Linked DNA regions of Homo sapiens: region 2 is linked to region 1. A link is a contact called in ENCODE Hi-C or POLR2A ChIA-PET data. All regions are on one chromosome and are shown on one strand. Each heading gives the region's core, a stretch centred on a gene start or an enhancer-like site at or near the end of the contact. The rest is flanking DNA. Distances are from core to core; before and after follow the strand shown. Region 1 holds the start of RPL14 (ribosomal protein L14). Region 2 holds the start of SCN11A (sodium voltage-gated channel alpha subunit 11).

Region 1 (6,817 bases), core at 1,788-4,287:
AAGGTAAATATGATCATTACTTATAAGAACTGTAGATTAGTTTTGCCTGTTTTGAATTTGATATAAATAAAAGCATACAGGATATATTGTGTCAGCTTATTTGTTAGTGTTATTTATGAAATTCATCCGCATTGTTCCATGTAGTTGCTGTAGACTCCGTTGCTATAGATTGTTATCACAATTTATCCAGTCTCTTGTTTATGGGCCTTTGGGTAATTTCCAGTTTGGAGATAGTAGCAAAAAAAATGCTAAAATGAACATTCTTCTTCATTCATATCTTTTGCTTTGTAAATTATAAAGCAAGACAACAAGACCTAAAGACTGATTCATTCACTACCTATTTATTGAGCCCCTTACCAGACTAAGGTGAGAAAATAAAACAGAAAAGACAGCAAAGGTCCTGCCCTCATGGAACTTATTCTAACTGGAACGAAACAACACCTACGTGGGCAGCAAAACAAGTCAAACAATTGCAATTGTGATAACTCTGAGGGAAACAAGGTGAGCTAGAAAAAGAAGGGTGGGGACTTAACCTTTTTTTATGTGGTAGCCTGGTTAACTCTCAGAAAAATATCTAGGAAAAAATACAAGAGATAAGTTGGCACTGCTACACGATGAGTATTAACAATGGGTAGACCATTCCTGGCAAGAGAGACACCATGTATAAAGGTCATGGAGGAGGAGAGAGCTTGGCCCATTCAAGACCAGTGTGGCTTCAACACAATGAAGGAGGGATGGCATAAGGTGTATCTGGGTATTAAAGCATATGATACAAGGCCAGAGTAAGAAGTTGAGATTTTATTCCAAATATTATGAAAAGCAATCGAACTGTTAAAAACAGGAAATAATGTGATCTGATTTACTTACTTAAAAGATCCCTCTAACTGCTGAGCAGAGAACAGATTAAAGACAGAATTTAGGAGGCTGCTAGAGCAGTCTCAGGGAAGATATGCTGGCATAGAGCTTAGAGGAAAGGCTTGAAATACATCTGGGAACTGTCATGGCAAAGATCATCACCTTAATCAAGTGATAAAAGGTAACACCTCTCTGCACTGGCCTGGGTAAAAATCTAAAGAATAAAATACCACCACAATATTGGGAACCCATGTGTGGTGGTGTATTCCTGTAGTCCCAACTATTCTGGAGGCTGAAGCAGAACTGCTTGAGCCCATGAGTTCAAGGCTGTAGCAGGCTACAATCAGACCTGTGAATAGCTACTGCACTCCAGCCTGGGCAACACAGCCAGACCCCATCTCTTCGAAAAAATGTATATGTGTGTGGCCAAGCACAGTGGCTCACGTTTGTAATCCTAGCACTTCTGGGAGGCTGAGGCAAGTGAATCACAAGGTCAGGAGTTCAAGACTAGCCTGGCCAAAATGGTGAAACCCTGTCTCTACTTAAAACACAAAAATTAGCCGGGCGTGGTGGCAGGCACCTGTAATCCCAGGTACTTGGGAGGATGAGGCAGAGAACTGCTTGAACCCGGGAGGCAGAGAACTGCTTGAACCTGGGAGGCAGAGGTGGCAGTGAGCCGAGATCGCACCACTGCACTCCAGCCTGGGTGACAGAGGGAGAGTCCATCTCAAAAAAAGAAAGAAAAAAAAAAGTGTTTGTGTGTGCGTATATATATAGAGAGAGAGAGAGTGAAGAGAGAGAGAATGTATTCTGATGTGATGCACCAAGGACATAGCATTTCTACCAAAAATTCACTATCTGAATCCAATGAGGAAAACTCCAACAAACCCATGTTACAAATTTAACAGTTAAATCTAAAACTATCAGTTAAAGACTAGAGACCTGATAAATAATTGCAATTTGTAATCCTCCATTAGATCAAGAGCCTGGAAAAACAATTTTTTTTCCCATTTGCTCCAAGGAACATAGGAGCAACAACTTATAAATTTGAATAAGGACTGAAGGTTAGATAATAGTACTATTGCAATATCAATTTCCTGATTTTGATAAGTGTACTGATGACATAAGAGAATCTCTCTGTTGTTAGGAAATACACATTTTAAGAACGTATAGATAGGCTGGGCATGGTGGCTCACGCCGGTAATCCCAACACTTTGGAAGGCCGAGACGAGAGGATCGTCTTCACTCAGAAGTTAGAGGCTGCAGGGAACCATGATCGCGCCACTGCACTCCAGCCTGAGCGACTGAGGGAGACCCTGTCTCTATAAAAGAATGTAACGCCAGGCACGGCGGCTCACGCCTGTAATCCCAGCACTTTAGGAAGCTGAGGGAGGCAGATCACGAGGTCAGGAGTTCGAGACCAGCCTGGCCAACATAGTGAAACCCTGTCTCTACTAAAAATGCAAAAAAATTAGCCGGCCATGGTGGCGCGCGCCTGTAGTCCCGGCTACTTGGGAGGCTGAGGCTGGAGAATCACTTGAACCCGGGAGGCGGAGGTTGCGGTGAGCCAAGCCCCCGCCACTGCACTCCAACCTGGGCAACAGACCGAGACTCCGTCTTTAAAAAAAAAAAAATGTAGCGATAGAAGGACATCATGTCGGCAATTTCCTTTCAAATGATATAGCACATGCAAAACGTTAACATTTGTGGAATCTAGAAGGGTTTGTGGGAATTATTTGTACTAGTTTAGCAATATTTCTGTAACTGTGAATTACTTGAAAATGAAAGGTTAACAAAGTTACTGAGATTAGGAGAGAACGTGAGGAGCGAACAGACCTAGCCATGAATAACCAACAAATAAAACTCGAGGAAATAAAAAGGAACTCAAATGGCATGCGACCAACGGAAGACATAGCTTCTGTACTCTTAACCCTAAATTACTAAGCGATGACCCTCCTGCAGCTTTCTAATCCAAATCACCAAAAACAATCTCGCCGCCCAACTTTGCCAAAAAGCAACTTAACGCCAGCCGACTCCGCCATGTTTTCCCAGTGAGCTTGCGAGCGCGTGCGTACGCACGCACGCACGCACGCACCAACCAATCGGTGCTCACGTCGGTGACTCGTTACCGCAGGGGCGGTGCGTTCTTCTACACATGCGCAGGGTTGGGCGGGTCTTCTTCCTTCTCGCCTAACGCCGCCAACATGGTGAGTCTTACTGTTGCGGGCTCCGGGGCCGTCGACCATGCCGCTCGACCTCCACCTCCGCTGGGAAGCTGAGGCGCCAAACGGCTCCCAGAGGGTCCCGGGAAGCGCATGGTGAGGGTCCCCGGGCCGGCTGTGCAGCGGAATCGGGCCCTTCCCGGACTCGCGCCCTTCCCGGACTCGCCGCTGGCGAGCGCGTGGAGGGCCCGGCAGGCCTGGCGCGCCTTGGGCCACGCGTGCGCGCCTCCGCCGCTGGAGCTGGATGGCTGATGCGGCTCGTGGTCCGAGAGCCTTGTCCTGCCGTGTGGGCCTTGCGGACCTGGGAGCTGGCGGGCGTTGGGAACCGGGCTTAAGCTACTGAGGCGTTTGCTGATTTCGTCCATCCAGGTTGGCGCCTGGCTCTCGGGCGTTTGTTCCCTGCAGCATTCTTTTTCGCTGAATTTAACCATGTTGTCTTTAGCTGCAGAAGGTGACATATGTAGCGAGTATTTCTAAGTAAGTTTCACTGTCCTTTCTCCTCCAATTTTAGGTGTTCAGGCGCTTCGTGGAGGTTGGCCGGGTGGCCTATGTCTCCTTTGGACCTCATGCCGGAAAATTGGTCGCGATTGTAGATGTTATTGATCAGAACAGGGTAAGTGTCACAACTTTTTACTAAACATGGCAGTGGACATGTGCCCTGCAGATGGCAATAATGAATTGTCTCGATGGCTGTGTAAGATGAGGATGCTATGGGTAGTCGCTTTATTTTACCATTGAGGAAACAGGTAATGGTACGGGTTTTAAGCACAGCCTGAAGTTAGCTATTAGTATTGAATTTCAGTATTAGCCACTTAAGCTAGAGCCAGTTATAGGCTGAAACGTTGGTTAGTTTTAAATGAGTTACTATACGTAAAGTGAGTTTAGAACAGATCCAGCACGTAGAAAGCACTTTTGTATTTACTGCTGTGTATTTGAAACAAGCAAACTAAGGAGTTGACCACTGACTATAAATCAGCAGGGATCAGAGTCCTAAAGTTGCCTGTAAATTACATGTGGTTGGTTTCTATGGGGTACTATATAGTTTAAGAAGGAGCATTTAATGATGTGGAGAAATGTTTGTGTTGAGCAAAAGACATACATATATATAACCCAGATAGGACAATCCTTGTCTTTTCTGAGCAATTTATTAAAATAGTAGTGTGGGTTTGATGGCCCTGAACGGATAAGTAATGTTACAGAACCATCTGACCATTTTAATTGCTGTTAGATTTTGCACTGAAGTTCTTGATGTTTGTGTTCTAGGCTTTGGTCGATGGACCTTGCACTCAAGTGAGGAGACAGGCCATGCCTTTCAAGTGCATGCAGCTCACTGATTTCATCCTCAAGTTTCCGCACAGGTAACTGTCCACTAATCACTCCTCCCTCCCATCCCCAGATTTGTTTATGCTAGTAAAAGTTTGTTTTGGAGTAAACAATACGGAAGATTCAGAGCCATCCTGAAGAGGGATTTGCATCATAGAAGTAGACAGGGATTATTTACTTTTAAAATGTCTTGCCTGCGCGTGATAGCTCATGCCTGTAATCCCAGTACTTTGGGAGGCCACGGTGGGAGGGTCTCTTGAGCCCAAGTTTCAAGACCAGCATGGGCAACATGGCGAAAACCCCCATCTCTACAAAAAATAAAAAAAAAATTCGTTGGGCATGGTGGCACGCGCCTGTAATCCCAGGTAGGGGGGCCTTGGGGGTGCTGAGTTGGGAGGATCGTTTTAGCGAGGTCGAGGCTGCAGAGAGCCGTGATCATGCCACTGCACTCCAGCCTGGATGACAGAGTGAGACCCTGTCTCAAAAATAAATAAATAAAATAAATGCCTTGAGGTCACTTTTCTATCCTGGTAGTTTAGGGCTTTGCCTTTGTTTAGATTTGCCATCTTCTTTTCTTCTGGTTTCTGCCAAATTTTTAGCTTAAAGTAAACAACAATACTAAGTCTTGTGTTTATTGCTACTAGCTATCATTAGATAAGCTCTCAGTGTGTGTCAGTTACACAGTATTTAATATAAGAGGTTTTATCCCTAGCTTACATTTAAGTGAGGCAGTGAATAGCAGTTCTTTTTTGACATGAAAATTAAAACACTTTAGTGTGTTGCTATACAGTTAATTCAACCCACAATGATGGTTGCAGTGGAACATGTAATTTTGCATGCTTTAAAAAATAGTCAAAAACTTGCTGTATGTTGGCCGGGCGCGGTGGCTCACGCCTATAATCCCAGCACTTTGGAAGGCCGAGGCGGGTGGATCACGAGGTCAGGAGATGGAGACCGTCCTGGCTAACACGGTGAAACCCCGTCTCTACTAAAAATACAAAAAAAAAATATTCCGGGCATGGTGGCGGACACCTGTAGTCCCAGCTACTTCAGAGGCTGAGGCAGGAGAATGGCGTGAGCCCGGGAGGCGGAGCTTGCAGTGAGCCGAGATCGCAACACTGCACTCCAGCCTGGGTGACAGAGCGAGACTCCGTTTCAAAAAAAAAAAAAAAAAAAAAACTTACTGTATGCTGAGCACTACAGGCACTGTGGGACGTGTATTAACACATAATGGATTTTGAAGTACTGGTAGTTGAAAACATGCCACTTGAACAACCTCGAGTGAACATAGCCATGCTGCTACTACTGTGACATACCAATTAGGGGTGAAGCTTGAGGATACTTGTCAAAGTTCAAAGCAGTAGAAAATACTTGGTAACTTAGATTTTTCACTAGGTACTCTTGTAATTCTGCCTTGGATCCCTGGACACCCTGGATTTTATTTTTAGGATGTTTGGCCACAAATTGTTACTGTAAATTTTTTTTTAAAAAAAAGCCTAACAGTTAATATTAATTACCTTGTTTGTTACGAGAATGAATGGCTCGGATGTGTGCAGTGGCTCATACCTGTAATCTCAGCACTCTGGGAGGCCAAGGCAGGTAGATAACTTGAGGTCAGGAATTTGAGACCAGCCTAGCCAACCCCGTCTCCACTAAAAGTCCAAAAATTAGCCCAGTGTGGTAGTGTACTCCTGTAGCCCCAGCTATTTGGGTGGATGGAACAGAAGAATTGCTAGAACCTAGGAAGCAGAGGTCACAGTGAGCCAACGTTGCGCCAGTGCATTCTCCATCCTGGGTTACAGAGCAAGACCCTGTCTCAAAAAAAGAAAAAAAAAAAGAATGGTTTTCAACACGTCCACTGCCCGAGTGGAATTATATATAGTCAGAGGTGGGTTTTTTGTGTTTTTTTTGAGGGTTTTTTTTTTCTTTTGACACGGAGTCTCACTTTGTCACCCAGGCTAGAGTGCAGTGACGCAATCTTGACTCACTGCAACCTCAGGCTCCCAAGTAGCTGGGATTATAGGCACCTGCAACCACGCCCAGCTAATTTTTGTGTTTTTAGTAGAGATGGGGTTTCACTATGTTGGCCAACCTGGTCTTGAACTCCTGACCTCAGGTGATCCACCCATCTTGACCTCCCAAAGTGCTGGGATTACAGGTGTGAGCCACTGCGCCTGGTCAAGAGGTAGTTTTTAAATTCATAAAATGGGCTGGGCTGGGTGCAGTGGCTCATACCTGTAATCCCAGCACTTCAGGAGGCCAAGGTGGAGGGTTGCTTGAGCCCAGGAGTTGGAGACCAGCCTGGGCAACGTAGCAAGACCCTGTCTCTACAAAAAATATAAAAATTAGCTGGGTGTGCTGGTATGCACCTGTAGTCCCAGCTACTTGGGAGGCTGAGGCAGGAGGATGGCTTGAGC
Region 2 (6,817 bases), core at 1,557-4,056, 1.4 Mb before region 1:
AAAAGAGTGCTGAATATTGGACAGTAGTTCAGAGCATATACTGCATCCTACAGGACAGTATCAAAAAGGGTTATCTCCCAGAAGGCACCATAGCTAAGTCTTCAATATATCTTCAATAAGACAAGATACTTCTCAGTGATTGAGTACACAATTAGACCAATAAATTCCATGGGCAATAGCCCATTGCATTACTTCTTTCATTGCAGAGTGAATTTCTTGGTCAAAAGCAATATAGTGTTAGAGAAAATGATAGTGTCTAAAGCACTGAGTAATTCCCTAGATGGTGGTGTCAGCGGAAGTACAGTGAGCAGGGAAAGCAAATCTCAATCTAGAATAAACATATTTTAGAGAGGACAAATAAGAACTCCCTCAATGATGGGGAGGGCCAATGACCAATGGAATAGACTTGCCTACATGTGACTGGCTGACCCTCCCAGAGCATGGGGTATTGGTCACTGCTTCTGAACACCCAGCGGTGGCTTGGTGATCCCATGCATAGCTCCAATCCTGTTGCCATTGCCATTGCCATTTATTTCATGATTCTACTGAGCAGGCAGTGAGGCTGAGTTTCATCACAAAGCAGTTCATTTCATCCATATGATTCTTAAGATTTATTCTGAGAGGTCCATCACTATATCCCTTCTGGAGTCTTCCTTGTCACTAGTTCTCCAGTCTTGCTCTTTCCATGTCCTTCACAAACTGGCCAAAAAATTATCCTCTGACCCTGAATTGACCATTTCTCCTTTCAGCCAAACTGAACATCAAAACATACTGGTGAAAATTCTGCCCACTGAAAGAACTTCACTATTTCAATATTTTTCAGGTCCAAAGCAGGACTACAACATATCAATTTCTAGCAAGTACCAGTATATTGTCCAGAGCAACATACCTGTATTGTATTTTGCACATCATAGGTGCTCAATAGACACTTAAGCAATTTTTAAAATACAGACATATTATTTCCCTACCTGTATTTCAACAGCTTCCCATTGGTCTAAAAGATCCTGCTGGGTATGGCCTCTGCATACTCCTTTCACTTCTCTGTACTCTAAGCCTTGACTCTCAGTTCCTGTAATGTTCCATGCTCTCTCCTGCTACAAGACCTTTGCTCAGACTGTTCCCTCTCCTTGCCTAGTTAACTCTTGACTCAAGATACTTCCTGTCTTACAATCATCTTTCTTCATAGTACTTATCTCTGTATTAATTCCTGTCTCATCCTGGGACTCTAAGTTCTATGACTATGTGCACTCACCACTGATTCCCCAACACCTAATATAGTGCCTGGCATATATGATATGCTAAATAATATTTTGTTAAATGAATGAATACATGAATCAGTGAATGAATAAGCCTGTAATGATGCAGTAATTTACCTATAAGTTATCACTGCCAGTTTTGCTTAAGAAGCTTTCTGCCATCACAATTTTTACTCATCTAATTCACATTTCTTTATTAATTTAAGAAGTATTTGTCAAGACAACTTTTCTAAGCATTACTTATATACTAGCACTATGCAACAGAAATTTGTGACCACATATGTAATTTTAAATATTCTAATATCCATGACAAAATTAATAAATTTTATTTAGCCTAATATACCCCCAAACATCATTTCAACATGAAATCAATACAAAAAATTATTAATGAGATATTTTACATTCTTTTCTTCAAACTAGTCTTTGAAATTTGGGGGTAGTTTACAATTACATATCTCAACTGGAACTAGCTATATTTCAAGTGCTCAAGAGCCACAAATGACTAGCAGATACATCATATGCTATATCCCACAGTGTAGTTCTATAGGATTCACTTTCACTAGAGAGGGTCTGATCACCCTCAGCTCTTATAATTAGTGGTCAGGAAAACCACCTTAAGTCAAACCTAACTGTTCCAGTATAAGAGATGATTTAAACTAGAATTGTCTCTGGGAACAATTTTAGCTGGTGTACCGTTTTCGCCTTCCTATAACATCTTTTTGTCTTGTTTTTTTTTTTTAAACTTTTAAGTTCAGGGGTACAAGTGCAGGTTTGTTATATAGGTAAACTTGTGTCACGGGTGTTTGTTGTACAGGCTATTTTGTCACCCAGGTATTAAGCCTAGTACCCATTAGTTATTTTTCCTGATCCTCGCCCTCCTCCCACCCTCCACCCTCCGAAAGGCCCCAGTGTGTGTTGTCCCCCTCTTTTGTGTCCATGTGTTCTCATCATTTAGCTCCCACTTATAAGTGAGAACGTGCGGTATTTGGTTTTCTGTTCCTTTGTTAGTTTGCTTAAGGATAAGGGCCTCCAGCTCCATCATGTCCCTACAAAGGACATGATCTCGTTCTTTTATGGCCCCACTTTTTATCCTTTTAATTTAAACGGATTCTTTGCTCCCCCTGAAGATGGAGGCCACCTCCTTTGCAAGGACTTCTATCTCTCCCCCTTTGAGGCCACGACATAATTCTCCGCATTTTTAGGTACTTAACAGTAAATCACTTGGTTCACTTGGTTCTCCTGCCTGCCTAGGAAAGGTCAGGAGATGGTCCAGCGCCATGTCTAGCACTGTTAATTCTTTCAGTGCTTTCGTTTTGCTTGGGCCTCTCGGGGAGGGCGCGGAAAAGAGCGCAAGCCAGGGTCTAGGACCACACAAGTGAATTCGTGTTGCTCCCTCAGCCCTGAAAAGTGGCTCTCTCCCCATCAGCATTATACTTGCACAGTGGTTTTGTTTTTAGGTGCATCTACCTCATCACATGGCTACCGGCCACACAGCAACTAACAGCACCGAGGAAACACAACAGCCTGTTTACCTTCAGCCCCGCCACTAACCCTTGGCCAAAGGGAAAGGGGCAGGACATCCTCCCGCTCTGAGCCACCTCCGGAAGTGACGTCGGAGTGTCAACATGCAAGATGGCGGCCCATCACCGGCAGAACACAGCAGGGCGGAGGAAAGTGCAGGTATGGAAGCCCGGTTCCTCGGTCTTCCGGACGCGGCCGGCAGCTCCGGGCCCACTCCAGCTAGAAGGTGCCCGGCGCCACGACCAGCTGGGGTAGCGGCATGGGGCGAACGGGGCGGGGCGCGGCCGGCCACGAGGGGTGGGGCCGCGGCGCTAACGGCTTGAGGAAGGGGCGGGGGTCGGCTTGCTTGGCCCTTGGGGCCCAGGCCCGGGACCCTCGTGGGCGGCATTCTGAGCCCGGGATTGCTTGTCGCCGCTCTTCTGTAGGAGTGGACTTGCGGGGTCGGGATAGGCTCGTTCCCCGCCCACTTGCCTCCCCCTTGCCCTGTCTTTCTTCGAAGCGCTCTGCCCTCGCTGCGTCGGAGCCGAGGCCTCCAGGGGTTTCCCAGGGGGGTGGGCGTTGGAGGAGTGAGCGGCTTGTGCGGGGGCGTGGCGAGGCGGCGGAGCGCCAACGGCCCTGCGGGGTTTCTGCTGAGGATTCCGCACTTGGGAGCCCCCAGCCCTCTCTTATGTGGGAGCTGTCCCCTGGGTAGGTTTAAGTGACATAAGAATGTGCGTGGGGAAATTATAATTTTAATTGTTTTGGTATTTAAGTTCCTCTTCACCATTTCTTCATCTTAAGTGTGCATCGCTGAATCTGTCTTTATTGTTTGTGTAATTTATTGTCCATGTGGTAAAGAGTTGTCTAATCTTACCGTGTGTGTCTTGTGCCTTATGCCTTTGTGAATTCACTTTTGTTTGCGGTTACGCTTAAGAGTTACTGCCACTTCGGGGAACATCACACACCGGGGCCTGTCGGGGGCTGGGGGCGCTAGGGGAGGGATAGCATTAGGAGAAATACCTAATGTAAATGACGAGTTGATGGGTACAGCAAACCAGCATGGCACACGTATACCTATGTAACAAACCTGCACGTTGTGCACATATATCCTAGAACTTAAAGTATAATAATAATATTAAAAAATAGTTATTGCCACTTAATATTTTCAGTGATGCAGGGAATAAAAGCCCTCTTACAGGTGTTTGCCTGCAGGTATATTGTATGTGGTAGTGGCAGTTTGGTGCATTTATTCATTAAACATTTACCTAGCACTTAGGGTGGCCCCCAAAGGGGAAAAGGGATTGAAAGGGTGTAGAAATAATTAACACCTAGGCTTTCTTTATAAAACACAGCATTATATGGAGTTCTGCGGGTTGAAATCAAGTGTCAGATAAAGGTAGTTAGATGAAGGGGTCCTTCAGTAAGGTAATCCCAGCAGAAGGTGGTAGGCCATAAAGTCTTCTGATTAGTTCACATCTTGGTTTTATTGATCTCACTGATCAGTACAGTGTCTTAAGCACTCACTGGATGTTTGTTGAAATGAGTGAAATTAATAAGTCTAAACTCACCCTATTAGGTGTTTTTCAGTGCATTAGTGATAGGATTTAAGTATCACCAGCATCCAAGGCAGGTAGTGAGAATGTCTCCTTGGGACTGAAATATAACTCAAAAAGTAACCCGATTGTATTATAGACTCTATGGTGGTGTACATCTTAGGAGAGTAAGGGTAGTTAATCAGGCCTTTCAGTTTATTGCATTAAGACTTAAAACTCCTATTACTGCAGTGTGTTCCCTGCTTGCTTCCTTCCCAGGCCTGCCCACTCCCAAAATGCATGCAATAAAGTATATATATTTTAAAAAGACTTACAAGGCAATTGTACTAGTATGGGATGGAGAAAATGTAAATTAACTGCAGCAGGTTTGGAAAAACAGTGTTCCAATAGGCTGAATGTGAGCCAGTGCACGTAGAATGAGGCAGGTGATAGATAATTCCACTTTTCACTGGTCAAAGTACAAAATTAGAGTTTGGTGTTCAGCACTTAGGACCTTGTTCTTCATAGGTAGCAATCAGATTGGTGAACTGACTTGAAATTATTTCCTATGAAGAACTTTTGAAAGAGCTGTCTTAGATTAACCTGCTGAAGAGAAGATTCAGGGAACTTTCGGAATTTGTCCCTAAGGTATAGAAGCAGCCTGAGAAGCCACAGGGATTGATTTCATCTGAACCATCATTGTCTATGAGGTGTTTTTTAAACTAATGCGTGTTCATTGTAAAAATCCCAACAAACAAAAACATAAATTAGAGTTGCCCTCCATGCTTCCAAGAAAGCTACTGCGGGCAATGTCATGTTTTAATCCTAGACCAGAGTTTATCAACCTGAACATTCTTGAAATTTCATCTGGATAATTCTTCGCTGTGTCTGAGGGAGGGAGCTGTCCTATGCATCACAGGTTCTTTGGCATCATCCCTGGCTTCTACCAACTAGATGTAGTAGCATCTCCCCAGTTGTGACAACTAAAAATGTCTCCAGACATTTTCAAATGTCCCCTCAAGGGCAAAATTGCCGCTGGTTGAGAACCGCTGTTCTATACCTCTTGCTGTTTGTGTACCTGACTTAACATATTTTTTTGCTATAAATGGAGCCATAGTATTCACTGTTTTGTGTCTTGCTTTGTCAAATTTTTAAATAAACATTCCCTTTAGCCCAGAATTCCTTATCTAAAAATATATTCTACAAAATTGCATATGCATGTATCTGTCCCTACTTATGCAAGGGTGTTGTGTGAAGCCATTCTTGAATTGCTATAAAGAAATACCTGAGACTGGCTCATTTATAAAGAAAAGAGGCATAATTGGCTCATAGTTCTGCAGGCTTTACAGGAAATATGGTGCTAGGATCTGCTCGTCTTCCAGGGAGGCCTCAAAGAGAGAGAGAGTCAAAAAAGCAAGTCAACATGGCATATTCCCATTTCCACAAAGGAAATATGCATTTTAAAAGTCAGGAAGGGTAATAGCAGTGATTATCCCTTTGGGAATAGATTGTGTGATTATAGATAAGACAGGACATGGGATATCTTTTAGTTTGAAATATGCACAACTTTGTATTTTTGAACTTTTTACCACATTATTTGCTCTTATACATCAAAAAGAAAACTTCTCATCTTGGAAAAAGCATACATGGGTACTTGGAGTAAATATACTTTGTCTCCTGACTGTCTCAGACCACGAGACAGTAGCCCTGAGCTCCTTGTCAAGTTGTAGGCCAAGACAAACCCTTGAGACTTAAAAATATTGCTAAATAATCAGTGGAGGCCAGGCGTGGTGGCTCATGCCTGTAATCCCAGCACTTTGGGAGGCCAAGGTGGGCAGATCACTTGAGGTCAGGAGTTCGAGACCAGCCTGGCCAACATGGCGAAATCCCGTCTCTACTAAAAATATAAAAATTGCCGGCATGGTGGCGCATGCCTGTAATCCCAGGTACTTGGGAGGCTGAGACAGGGGAATCGCTTGAACCCAGGAGGCGGAGGTTGCAGTGGGCCGAGATTGTACCAGTGCACTCCAGCCTGGGTGACAGAGCGAGACTCCATCTCAAAAATAAAATAAAATGATACTTAAAATCAGTGGAGAGGGGTCCAAACATACTGCATATTAATTGTAGACATAATTTTAAATGAGTCCATGTCCTACCATCTTCAACTTCTAGGAAAACTAGAGATACGAGGGAAGAGGGATGGATTTGTGACTGTCAGAAACATAATCAAATATGTGAATTCAGATACATGATGTAGCATTTTCTCTGGTAACCAGGATATCAAAGCAAGTCTTTTCCATCCTTAGCAGTCCCTTGGTGGTATGATTTTCCAGCAACCTGAGTCTGTTGATTGGCTCTCTGTGCCTCCATTTTTCCTCCTGTTATGGCCTCTTCCTTCAGTGCTTCACAGTGCTTGGGGAAAAAAAATACTTCGCTTAACTTGCTGCCACTTCTAGTTAAGCTCTTTCCCCAGCTAAATGCCAAGAGGACTTTTGTGCTCACTACCGTATCCTCAGCATTTAGAATAGT

Evidence for each region. A loop is a pair of places that touch in the nucleus more often than their neighbours do. ChIA-PET counts read pairs that join two places held with the same protein, here RNA polymerase II (POLR2A). Pooled maps may share reads with other maps.
Region 2: a loop to region 1 is called in a map of B cell, with 21 times the contacts of the local background. The contact joins the promoter of SCN11A here to the promoter of RPL14 in region 1. A Hi-C loop is called at or near these places in 7 of 168 maps with a recorded cell type or tissue (B cell, CD4-positive, alpha-beta T cell, CD8-positive, alpha-beta T cell and 2 more), 1 of 37 single-sample maps with no recorded cell type and 15 of 50 pooled maps. POLR2A ChIA-PET finds 5 or more read pairs at or near these places in 1 of 52 experiments (activated CD4-positive, alpha-beta T cell).

The regions. Positions count from the first base shown.
Region 1 is chr3:40,454,302-40,461,118 of GRCh38, forward strand. It overlaps RPL14 (ribosomal protein L14), which reads left to right and starts at 3,038. Exons shown (of 6, transcript NM_001034996.3): 1 at 3,038-3,173; 2 at 3,589-3,690; 3 at 4,341-4,435. The coding sequence starts at 3,171. RefSeq lists an enhancer at 2,837-3,131 and silencers at 3,274-3,323, 4,537-4,831.
Region 2 is chr3:39,049,138-39,055,954 of GRCh38, forward strand. It overlaps SCN11A (sodium voltage-gated channel alpha subunit 11), which reads right to left and starts at 2,807. Exons shown (of 30, transcript NM_001349253.2): 1 at 2,724-2,807. It overlaps WDR48 (WD repeat domain 48), which reads left to right and starts at 2,879. Exons shown (of 19, transcript NM_020839.4): 1 at 2,879-2,936. The coding sequence starts at 2,889. RefSeq lists enhancers at 2,040-2,912, 2,583-2,672, 2,683-2,732, 2,753-2,942 and a silencer at 2,983-3,082.